Linked DNA regions of Homo sapiens: region 1 is linked to region 2. A link is an interaction called in ENCODE POLR2A ChIA-PET data of the cell type or tissue named here. Cell type or tissue: MCF 10A. All regions are shown on one strand. Links, peaks and the distances in the headings refer to the core of each region. The heading gives the core; the rest is flanking DNA.

Evidence for each region. ChIA-PET counts read pairs that join two places held together with the same protein. Peaks named below come from ENCODE experiments on the same cell type or tissue, not always from the same donor. Only the 100,000 strongest peaks of a DNase experiment are listed, where the experiment ranks them.
Region 1: POLR2A ChIA-PET joins it to region 2 with 18 read pairs; 7 of 35 experiments call an interaction of 5 or more read pairs at or near these places.

What each region holds. Positions count from the first base shown.
Region 1 is chr11:10,307,022-10,313,407 of GRCh38, reverse strand. It overlaps CAND1.11 (a long non-coding RNA gene), which reads right to left and starts at 5,095. Exons shown (of 4, transcript NR_103765.1): 1 at 4,735-5,095. It overlaps ADM (adrenomedullin), which reads right to left. Exons shown (of 4, transcript NM_001124.3): 4 at 6,011-6,386. RefSeq lists an enhancer at 5,225-5,494 and a silencer at 5,995-6,094. In MCF 10A, for the core only: no CTCF peak of the experiment used is centred there; a DNase peak (open chromatin) is centred at 4,087.
Region 2 is chr11:9,799,796-9,806,181 of GRCh38, reverse strand. The region is part of intron 32 of SBF2 (SET binding factor 2); the gene reads left to right. The region is part of intron 1 of SBF2-AS1 (SBF2 antisense RNA 1); the gene reads right to left. Among named protein-coding and RNA genes, the nearest start is that of LINC02709, 43 kb to the right of the region's middle. In MCF 10A, for the core only: no CTCF peak of the experiment used is centred there; no DNase peak of the experiment used is centred there.

The DNA.
Region 1 (6,386 bases), core at 2,879-5,378, 510 kb before region 2:
TCATTAAATTACTCAAAGATGAGTTGAATGCACATAAAAATGTTCATTGAGGGCTTTAAAAAATTGTTTAGAGATGGGATCCCCCTATGTTGCCCAAGCTGGTCTCGAACTCCTGGCTTCAAGTGATCCTCCCACCTCGGCCTCCTTGTAGCTGGGAATACAGGTGCAAGCCACAGCACCCAGCTATATTGGGGCCATTTTTAATGGTAAAAACACAGAGGGAAAATCTTAGCACTCAGCCAGGAGTAGTGGCTCATGCCTGTAATCCCAACACTTTGGGAGGCCAAGACAGGAGGATCACTTGAGGCCAGGAGTTCAAGACCAGCCTGGGCAACATAGTGAGACCCCAGTCTACAAAATATTTTTAAAATTAGCTGGGCATGGTGGTGCACACCTGTAGTCCCAGCTACTCAAGAGGCTGAGTCAGAAGGATTGGTCGGGCCCGGGTATTCAGGTTACAGTAAGCTATGATTGTGCCACTGCACTCCAACCTGGGACAGAGTGAGAAACACACACACACACACACACACACACACCCCAAAACCAAAATAACCTTAACATCCAACAGCAAAGAATGGTTAAACAAATTATGATTTGTTTCATAATTTGTTTCATTTCATTTTAATAAAATGAAATACTGTGCAGGATATTAAAATGATGTTGCATAGATATATTTATTGGCATCAAAAGATGCCCAAATATACTGAGAAGTAAAAAAAAAAAAAAAACACATCAGCAGATCATGGACAAATATGATCTCACTTCTTTTTAATTGTGTAGCCCACTAGGAAAAGTTCAAATGACCAATAAATAAATGAAGATATGCCAAAATTCACCAGCAACCAGTAATGGAAAGTAAAACAATATTACTTTTATACCCATCAGCATGGCAAACATCAGAAGACAATCCATGCTATATTTCTCAGGGTTTTCTAGAGAAACACAATCAGTAGGATATGTATAGATTTGTTGGTTTGTTTATTATGGGAACTGGCTTATGCAATTATGGATGCTGGTAAGTCTCAAGATATGCCGTCTGCAAACTGGAGAACCAGGAAAACTGGGGGTGTAATTCAGTCCGAGTCCAAAGGACTGAAAACCGGGGAAACTGATGGTATAACTCCCAGTCTCAGTATGGAGTGAGGCCACTGGTGTAAGTTGGAAACCTCAAGAACCAAGAGGTCTGATGTCCAAGGGCAGGAGAAGATGGATGTCCCAGCACAAGAAAACAGAGGGAGAATTTGCCCTTCCCCTGCCTTTTTTGTTCTATTCCAGGTCTCAACAGATTAGATAATGCCTGTCCACATTGGTGAGAGAGCTTCTTTACTCAGTCTACCGGTTCCAAAGCTAATCTCCTCTGGAGACATCCTCACAGACATACCCAGAAATAATTTTTTACCATCTATCTGGGCATCCCTTAGCCCAGTCAAGTTGACATATGAAATTAACCATCATACATACAAATATTGCAATGACATGGGGAGATGAGAACTCTCAGGTACTGCTGGTGGAAATGAATACTGGTACAGGCATTTTGGAAAGCAATCTCATACAATTTAGCGTAATCTGTATGTAGAAGCCTTTTAACTAAATGATGCCATTTCTGGGTATATATCTCCAAGAAATTTCCATTTAGACCCATAAGAGGACATGAAATGGAAGGTTAATTTACATATTGTTTGTGGCAGAGGGTTACTGGGGGCAACCCAAGTGTCCCTCATTAAAAGACAAGAAAAGTAAAATGTGGCAGATCCATAAAATAAGTAATATTCAGCAGTAAGAGGAAACAAATCTACCTGGATAATTTTTTTAAAGTGTTGAGTGAGATTAGGAAACAATAAATATTTTAACACAATGTGTTTGCAGGTTAAAAACATGTAAAGTTGTGAAATAACACAGCAGATTTTACAAGATTGCGTACTATAATAAGCACAGATATCAAACACATTAAAGAGGTTCCTATAAAGGAGATGTGAAGGGATATGGAAATTAAAGAAGAAAAAATAAAATAATTTTAAAAAGAGAGAAGCCTTGCGCAGATTGGTAATGACAATTTGCCTTAAACTGAGTAGGTTTAATTCAGCTCTCTCCACTGAATTCAATTTTTTAAAGTGTGTATAGGTATAATACATAAAAATGTCTAAAAGGAAGTTAGCCAGGCATCATGCCTATAGTCACCCCTACTCAGGAGGCTGAGGCAGGAGGATTGCTTGGGCCTGGGAGTCTGAGGCAGTGAGCTTGATCAAACCACTGCACTCCAGCCTGGGCAACTGAGCAAAACCCTGTCTCTAAAAAAATAAATAAATAAATAAAAGATTAAAATGTCTAAAATATTAATAGTGGTTATCTCTGAAAGTAGTATTGCAGGTGAATCTTTTTCTTCTACACTGAATAAATATTGTAAATAAGTAAAATGCATTTTTTATGCTCTAAAATTGTATCTTAATACTCAAAACTACTTTCCTAATGTTGGATAAATGTACAAAAACCTACTAAATTCAGCTGCCTGTGTGGCCACAGTCATTTTATTGTTTTTCCAGAATGTTCCAAAATAGCTCTGGAACAAGACCAGTGGGACCACCAGATAGCTATCTAGCCTCACCCTTCTTCCCATGCACATGAAGACCAAGCCTCCAGCCTGGCTTTGGCAGAAACCTCTGTGAGACTCAGGATAACAAGGCCTTCTCCTTCTCAGCTGGGGAAAGGAGGGGCCTTATGTCATAGCGCTCTCTCTCTCTCTCTCTCTCTCTCTCTCTCTGTCTCTCTCTCTCTCTCTCTCTCTGAGTCAGTTCAGAACATCCTCTAAAAAGGTGCCTTGAGCAGCAGTTGCCAAGACAAAAGATCCCACCTCAAGGGTGGAAACTCTATTTGCAGTTTTGTAGACACAGGTGTTCTTCCAGGCGACTTAAGACCTACAGTGTGGGGCTGTATTTGGCCAGGAATAGCTCAGAAGGCCTTCCCCCCCGAAACCAGCTCTTGAAGCTTCAGTGTATATTTTAACTATATTTGGCAATTCAAACCAAAGAGGTCAGTGGCTTAGCTCAGGAGAGGAAAAAGGTTGATTTATAATCCCTTCTTCAAACCAAGACCAAGAATTTAAAACTCAGTTCATTTATTTATTTTGCACTCATTGAGCTTACTGCTTGAAGCAGCTCTCCTTCCCTATTCTACCAGCCCTCATGTAAATCTTTCAGAACCACAGGTGTGAATCACCTATACAAGCTATCCCTGTTTTAGAGGACATTTGGGGACATTTGGCTGGAGAATCTAAACGTTAAAATTATCCCACTTTACTCCATATGCCTTTAGAGGATCAAAATAGCCTGTAGCATTTGGGTACAAATCCAGGCTCCACCGCTTATTATTCACTGTGTAACCTTGGCTGAGTTACTTTATGTCTCTGAGGTTGTTTCCTTATCAATAAACAGATAACACCTACTTCACAAGGCTGTTGTAAGAATTAAATGAGATAAGGTGTATAAAGTGGCAAAGAGAATATCTGACACCAAGCAAGTGCTAAAAAAGGAATCTGTTTCCATTCCTCCCCATCACTCCCCTTCACCCTTGGCTGTTCAGCCAAGGTGTTGGCTTTTCAAGAAATTGCCTGATACCCCGTGTTTGATTACAAATGTATGGTATCATTCCCACAGCAAGCAACAGTAGCTAAAGATAAAAGCTGTGACTACTCCTCAGCTGTGGACAGGTCGAATCAGCTCACAAATGACTCATCACTGTTGATAAACAATGTGTTCTTGGCATCAATAGTCCCTATCCTGATAAGCTTCAGCACCTCAAAGAGAAGAGCCCGGGGTTTGATGGTGACCTTTGGTTAATCCTGAACTCATACCAAACTGGTCTTAGGAGGGTCTCTGTCTCCTCGCACATGTCTCCAGTCACAGGATTCTCAGCGGGAAGGACTCCAGCTGAGCAGCTGCCTCTTTTGTCTTAGGGCTGAACCATCTCCTTCACTTGCCTTGGATTCCCTCAAGTCATAAGACTTCCTCAGCACAAGGCTAGACGCCTGTTCCCTGCTCACAACCGCCCGAAGCTTGTGCCCAACCTGCCTTTGGCAGCTTTGTTTGCTGGCTGACGCTGTGCCAAGGTGAGGTTTGGCTGGAGTGCTTTGTGGCTACAGGACAACCTTGGCTCAAGGAAAGGAGTAATCTTGCGCCACTGTCTGCGAGGCTTAAGTGTTTGCTGCTCTCTGCAGTTTCTGTAGCCCCTTCAGACCACCCAGAACCCACTCACTGGCACAGAAATTCCATGACAGGAATCTTGAGTCACTCTTTCATTCATACATGCCTGGTACCTTCTCAGTGCCTGGCACAGAGTTCCCACAAAGTGAATCTTTTTCTGAAAGGCCCTTGAGGACAAGAATGGTCTGTAGCTGCATTTCTAACCTCCTCAATTCTGGCACACCTCACACAATTATTAAGATCAAACAGGACAATAAACTATATGAGATTGGCATTGTCAACAGCCAGGTGCCCAAACTGAGGTTTTGTATGGTCTTAAGGAAATTCTATGTACTCGAGTTTACTTTCTTCTAAATTGAAACTGCTTTGGAATGAGGTATCTCTGGACCCCAGAGTAGGGCCCCTCTCTCTCAGTGGGTATGCAGTCCTCTTCTGCAAGAAACTAAACATCCTAGCCCCTCGGAGGGGACCCTGTAATGTGCAAAAGCCCCAGAAGGCCGTAGGCTACCCTGGAAACATTTCCATTCTCCAAACTCACCTTCAGGTTTTCTTCACCAGGGAGGTTTCTGAGATCACCTACAAGCACTGACATTAAGGCCAGGGAAGCTTTTTGGAAGGGACAAGTAGCTGGTCTCCATCTTGGGTCTTCAGGATATTGGATGAGACAAACAGGGCACCCTGAAATCAAAATCAGGGGTCCCTCTCTTTACTCTTCCCTTATGTCCTAACTGTTCCTATGTCCCCTGCCTTTCTAGTCACTCAAGGGGGGCTTAGTGTCCGTCTATCGCCGGAACTGGGGTCAACCTTCTCAGAAGATAAGGCATATAAAGAAAGCAAGGAGGAAGGAAGGAGAGAGAGAGAGGAAGGCTGGAGAAAAGTGAAGAAAAAAATGAAAAAAGGCTTGGGAAGGAGGAAGGAAGAGGTGAGCGGCTAGGGGAGGCGGAACAATGAAGGTCTCAGGCCGTCGGAGGCTCACGGTTCCGCCGGCACGTCCGTCCTGCCCGCCTCCAGCCGGCAGCTGCACGCAGCGCAGCGTGTGGGCGCTGAGTCACTGTCCCAGAACAGGGAGCCGCGGTGCAGGTCTGGGGGGTGTAGGAGGACGGCCCTGGTTGGCATCTGCAAACTGTTTCTTTCTCTCTTTTTTTTTTTCTTTCTTTCCTCTTTCATTAAGGCTGTGTGCTGACTCCCACGTAGGAGAACTTATTAAACCGCACGTACTGCTTGGCGGCGCTGGGCCTGTCTCAGCTGCCTGCAGGGGGCGCTACAGCCTCGCCCATGAGCCAGCGGCCCGCGGGCGCTCAGGCCCGGGCAGACCCGGGGTTACTAGGGGTTACTGGGTTTTCCGGAGGTGTCCCCACGCATTGCTAGGGCGGCTTGGAACTTTAACAACCGCGGCAGGCAGGGGGAACGCCTCTCTTAGAAGGCCTCAGAGACCACCCCAACTCTTCGAAGCTCGCTTTCGCGCCGGGTTCTGTGAGCAACCCTATAAATCTAGGACTCCGTTGCGCAACCCGAGAGTCCAGGCTCGCCAACCCACTAGGGCTCCCCCTACCCACCCCCCGCCGGCCGCCACGCCAGGCGGTGACCTCGGGCGTCTCCGCGAAGCCCTGATTCGCACCCAGGACACGTGTTCTGCGCGCCCCACACAGAGAACAGAGCTCGTGACAGCTCAGCCCGCTCAGAGTAGGGCCAGCACCTGCACGCGCCGCTGTCCCACCTTCCCAAGCCCGGCGGCGGGACCCCAAGGCTCCTGGGCGGGCCGGGACCAGGGCACCCTCCCTTCCTAGACGTGAGAGCCGAGCCGAGAGAATGAATCAGCATTGAGACAGTTTATTGGTTTGCTGTTCGCATATCACCCATTTTATGTAAATAGATTATACAGAGACTCGGTGTTTCCTTCTTCCACACAGGAGGTAATCAGTCTTTCTCTTTCATGCACACAAACACACTCACATTCCACGCGGCGAACAACTTTACACCTCGCTGAGACATTCACGTCTTAAAATAGGGGAGGACAATATAATTGCTTTTAAAATGCCCTTAATACAATATATAACGTACAAAAATATCTCTATATTTGAAGTTACAAAAAAAATCTTGACAGCAACAAACTTAAATATTGATAGTTACCTCTGTATGTACAACACGCATTGCACTTTTCCTCTTTAGGTTTTGGAAAGTTCAAGTAAT
Region 2 (6,386 bases), core at 1,970-4,469:
ACTTCTTTGATAACATCTATAGCACTAAAGTATGTTTATTTGTATGTAACTATTGCCCTCTACTTAGTCTGAGAATTCTTGGGAACAGGGACTATGTCATACTAGTCTTCATATCCCTAGTATCTAACACAATTACAGTTTCAGTCTCTGGAATATAATAGACAATAAATAGATAATCTCAATGAATATATGAGAATTTGAAAGACCACAAGTCTTGTTCATGCTCTTACCACCCTTCATCAAGACCATCTAGAATATCCTGGTCGGGCGTGGTGGCTCACGCCTGTAATCCCAGCACTTTGGGAGGCCAAGGTGGGTGGATCACGAGGTAAGAGATCAAAACCATCCTGGCCAACATGGTGAAACCCCATCTCTACTAAAAATACAAAAAATCAGCCAGACGTGGGGGCGCACGCCTGTAGTCCCAGCTACTTGGGAGGCTGAAGCAGGAGAATCGCTTGAACCCGGGAGGCGGAGGTTGCATTGAGCTGAGAAGCCCCCACTGCACTGCAGCCTGGGAGACAGAGCGAGGCTCCGTCTTGGGGGAAAAAAAAAAAATCTAGAATATCCTAAGTAGAATTGCTGGCATAATCTTCCAAAAGCTCAGATACAATCCTTTTATTCCCCTCCACAAAAGTCTTCAAAGCAAACAAACAAAAACCTTCAGTGGCTCCACATTTCCTAAAGAATTACCCTTCCACATATCCGATTTGAATATAACTGGGGGGAACCCAAATGTCTGTCCTACAGTAGGTGAATGGCTACACAATCTGGGATACATCCATACCGTGGACGACTACTCAACAGTAAAAAGGAATTACTGGCACATGCAACACCTTGAAGGGATCTCAAGGACATTATATTGAAAGAAAAAAAAGGCAATCTCAAAGGGTCCAACTGAGTATGATTCCATGTATATAATTTTTTTTTTTTTTTGAGACAGAGTCTCACTCTGTCACCTAGGTTGGAGTGTAGTGGTGTGATCTCGGCTCACTACAACCTCCGCCTCCCAGGCTCACGCAGTCTTCCCACCTTGGCCTCCCAAGTAGCTGGGACCATAGGTGCACACCACCACAGCTGGTTAATTTTTTGTATTTTTGGTAGAGACAGGGTTTTGCCATGTTGTCCAGGCTAGTCTTGAACTCCTGAGCTCAGGTGATCTATCTGCCTTGGCCTTCCAAAGTACTGGGATTACAGGCGTGAGCCACCATGCCCAGCTAATATTTTAAAATGACAAGATCATAAATTATTGGTTGCCAGATTCAAGATAGTGGGGGAGAAGGAAATGAGTGTGACTATAAAGGGGTAGCATGAAAAACAAACCAAATGTCCATCAACCGATGAAGAGATGAACAAATTCTGGCATATTAATTCAGTGGAATACCACTCAGCACACAAAGGGAATGAAATATTTATATTACAAAGACTGACCAATCTTGTGATCACTATGTTCAGTGAAAGAAGCCAGGCAGAAAAGACTACTACATAAGTTTATTTATATGACATTCTAAAAAGGGCAAAACCATAGTGACTGAAAGCAGATCAGTGACTGCCTGGGACCAGTGACCAAGGGAGGGGATCAATCATCATGCAAAGGGCATAAGCAAACTTTTCAGCGTCAGGAAACTGTTCTGTATCATGATTGTGGTGATGGTTACACAACTGTGTACAGTGACCAAAACTAATAAAACTATACACTTAAAGTAGGGAAATTTTATTTTTAAATAACACTTCAATAAATCTGGAGGAAAAAATAATAATCTTTAATTAGTAAGTCCAACATCTCAGTAAACTAGAGTTCCAGAGAAAGAAAACAGCAGCTACCTTGTTTCTACGGAGAAGAATTTGTCTGGGGCCCAGAAAGTACTTGTAGGTCTGGCTGCTTGCTTTATGGAAACAGGGCAGGAAATAGGTCCAGGGAAATCCCAGTTCAGTAATGCAGGCTTTTCGTTTTTTCCATGCTATTTTCAGTGTTTCCACTAACCCAGTTGTGTCTGGTGTTCCCAAGTCTAGAGCTTATCAGGTTTGTTTTTTTGTTTGTTTGTTTTTCAGAAAATAAACCTCCGATCTGTTGCTCTGAAAAGGGTAATCATATGACTACATGGGGTGGGAAAGGACCTGGGGTCCTTTCCTGCCTCCATAGACTTCCAGCTAGTCCCACGATAGCCTCCATTTCACCCCTGCATTACTCAATACTTGGGCCTCTGTGCCCTGAGCCTTTCTGGGTTTACACAGCAAATCGTTACCTTCTCAAATCATTTTCCTCCTGGCAGGAATCCCAGTATAGCTTCTCCTCTTCTATCATTTACTGCTATTCTTCCTTCTATTTTCCATCTTTCAAAAATTTGCTGAATTGCTTTGGCCCAGTGCTGTGTTTCCTCCCATTCTCCCCACTCCCTTTTGGGTTTTTTACCTCTTAAAAATTCCTTTAATGTGGGAGGATTCCAGGGGAATGAGCTTGTACAGCCAAATCTGGCTTAAGTTAAATGGACTACTTAATATGTTAAATCTCTATGTTCAACTTGCAGAATTCTGCACACCTAAACATTAGGGTCAGCGAAATAATCCACTCACAATCAGTAAGAGATAGGAGGTTCTCATGTAAGATACACTGTCCTCAAAGATGGGAACATCATTGTCTCCCAAGTACAATAATCCTTACTTGGAATGAAATTCTTCTATTTTATTATTGGGGATGGGGCTGGGGGGGAGGAGTGGGAGAGGTCTAGATGCTGGAAGGTAACCTGTATTCTGTGAGTACCCCTTAAGTGGTATGATTAAAGCAATTTAACATACACTAAGATGTAGCATAACTTACATTCCTATTATCTTTAGAATACAATAGATGCTAAAACTACAAAAGGCTAAGTTAATTAAAACAATTTGGGGTATATGCTTAATTTCTGCTGTTTTGTTTTATTTACTAATCAGCTGAATTTAAGATTCATCTGTTTTTTTTTTCAAGTAAAGAGTTAAAATTCAAATGTTTTATATAAACCAGTTGATTCTGAAATCAAAAACAGAAGTTAACTTTTAATTAAAGTTCGATTATTTGTAGGTGAATGCTTCACAAACTGTAAAAAGTAATATTGTTCAGGATCTAGAGACCCTATCAGTATGACTTCAAATCTGGCTGTGCCAAATTAAAATTTTTTAAATTAAAACATAAATTTTTAAGAATTTGCCTGAATCCTCCTTTCACTTAATACCTCATACATAATAACCTAAGTGCAGACAAGTCATAGCAAAGCAAGCATATGACCTTAATTGCAGTAAGTAAAGCATGCTTGGCTACCAGAGGTATCAGCTTTGGTGATGCAAATTATTTTGTGCTGAAAAGGGATTGTTTATTCACTCAAAAACAGAGGAATCTAAGAAGACTATAGTTAGCAAATAGTTTTTCTGACTCTTGCTGACTTAATTATAAGGTAGTGTTTCATCATCTTCGACATACTGGTTTTAGGCATTAGAAAATGCCTTCTTTGAATGCCTTTCAAGTGAACACTAGTGCTTTACATGACTCTGGCTTTTACCAGATAATTCGAATTAGTGCTGCCCTCAGTCTCTCAGGGACACACAACAGAACTAGGCCCAGAAACATCAAAAAAACAGGTTCAAAATTACACAGCAGCAAGTGAAGCTTTCCCAGATGGAATGTGTTCCCTGCTTATTAACCATTTCTAACATTGAATGCCAAAAGGCAGTCCATGGACATATGCCTAGGCTTGTCCATTAGTACTAATAAAGTTACAAGAAAACAGATGAAGCACTGAACTTAAATTAGAACTGCCTCATCATATAAAAAGCCATTGTTTACGCCAGTATATCCAGGTGTCAAATGAATTATAAATGCTAGCTCACTGTTTCATAATAGCAACATCTGGCAGATTTTTTGCTTCTAAAAGAAATTGGCTTAGCTCAAATGATATCATTACAGGACTCCCTTTTCTTAAAATAGTTGAGCCAAATTAAAAAAAATCCAATATACAAAGATTAAATTTTTATGTAAACTTTCTTTTTAAAATATAATATCAGGAGAAAACATGAATAGTATGAATGAAAACGTGAAGAAAGCATCCCCTTTATTTCGGCATTAGAGTAAATCTTTGAGGGCATCTTAGAACTTTTTCAGTATTTTTTACTGTGATTTCAAAGTTTATTCAAATTGTAAATTGATTCACTTTGGTCTGGCTTTATGTGATTCTCCTCATGGTTACCTTATGACAGCACTATGCTAGGTCCTACCCCAAAGAAAAAAGCTATTTGCCTTTTGAAGATATGAGCCTTCCTTGTGAGCACATATGTGAGCAGCTAAGCTGCCCCCACACAGGTTGGTTATTCTAAAATTTATCCAGTAATATTGGCAAAATAGCTGTAGCTAATGGATTGTTGGTATATTCAAGAGTTTCTGCTGTCTGCTGCCTATTCAACTGCAAACTGGCAAAAATGAACATAATCCAATCTGTTTTATAACAAGGCAATTTTGCATCAAAGCTTAATATTTAAGGCCATGTAATATGGAAGGATGTAACACAAAGCACACAATGTTTGTTAAATCTTAATTTGTGAAATAACAAAAATTAATATTAGCTATACACTCTCCTAGGGTCTGTTTAACCATATCCAGGTTTTCACGTGTTGATGTATAGTGTCTCTTGTAGCTCAATATTTATAATTCTGAAAGCAGAATCCAGTTTTAATGTATTAAACTTTACTTCCAAAATGTTGATCTTTCCAGGGGTTTGAGTCATAGCTTATTTTTATAGGCCTTTAAATTTTACAAAGTACTTAATGGCACATGGGCAAAAAAAAAGACCCTATAAATTCATGTTTCTCCAAATTCCATTTCAGATTCTCTTCTTATAAATAAGTGAAGTTGGCAAGTTTCACTCCATAACGGAAAAACAAAACTAAAATGCTTCATGCAGTTTAGTCTTTTAAGTCTGTATACTTTTTAACCTGCAACAAAATAAATACAAAATTATTTTGAACAACAAAATCCAGATGATACCTGAGAGAAGCCTAAAACTCTATTCATCACCATACTTAGGGAAATGCTGACATAGAATTAATTTATTAGCTGAAATACCTATCATTCCCAATTCTACATAATATAATAAGGCTAAATTTATTTGAAGCACACTTGCCTTTAGGTCCCCAAAATCTTGTGGCCAACAATAAAGAAAACTAATGAAACCAAAAGCTGTTCTTTGAGAATATCAATAAAATTGATAAACCTCTAGCTAGACTGCTTGAGAAAAAAAAGACACATATTACCAATATAAGAAATGAGAAAGATGACGTCACTACAGATTCTACAAATATTACAAGGCTGATCCTGGGTATGGTGGCTGAAGCCTATAATCCCAGCATTTTGGGAGGCCAAGGTGGGTTCACTTGAGCCCAGGAGTTCAAGACCAGCCTGGGCAACACAGCAAGACCCCACCTCTAAAAAACATAATAAATACTTTTTTTGGCCAGGCACGGTGGCTCACGCCTGTAATCCCAGCACTTTGGGAAGCCGAGACAGGCAGATCACGAGGTCAGGAGATAGAGACCATCCTGGCTAACACAGTGAAACCCCTTCTCTACTAAAAATACAAAAAAATTAGCTGGGCGTGGTGGCAGGCGCCTGTAGTCCCAGCTACTCGGGAGGCTGAGGCAGGAGAATGGCATGAACCCGGGAGGTGGAGCTTGCAGTGAGCCGAGACTGCGCCACTGCACTCCAGCCTGGGCAACAGAGCGAGACTCCATCTCAAAAAAATAATAATAATTTAAATAAATAAATAAATACTTTTTAAAAATCCCTGTTAAGCAAATGAAAAGACCAATCACACAGTGGGAGAAAATATGTGTAAACCATATATTTGCTGAAGGATTTATCTAGAACACATAAAGAAACCTTAAAATTCAATAATAAGAAAACAACCTTTTTTTTTTCCTTTAGGATGGAATCTTGCTCCTTCCCTGAGGCTGGAGTGCAGTGGCAAAATCTTGGCTCACTGCAACCCTGCCTCCCAGGTTCAAGCAATCCTTTCGCCTCAGCCTCCCTAATAGCTCAGATTACAAGTGTGCACAACCACGCCCAGCTAATTTTTGTATTTTTAGCAGAAATGGTGTTTCACCATATTGGCCAGGCTGGTCACAAATTCCTGACCTCAAGTGATCCACCCATCTCAGCCTCTCAAAGTGCTGGAATTATAGGCATGAGCCACTATGCCCGGCCAACAGCTTATTTTTGAAATGGGCAAAACATTTGTACTGATTTCACCAAAGATATGCAAATAAGCACATGAAAAGTTGACATCATTCTTCATTAGAAAATGCAAATTAAAATCACAAGAGTCTAGGTGAGTTCCATTTGCAAAGAGGAAAAGAAGCCAGTG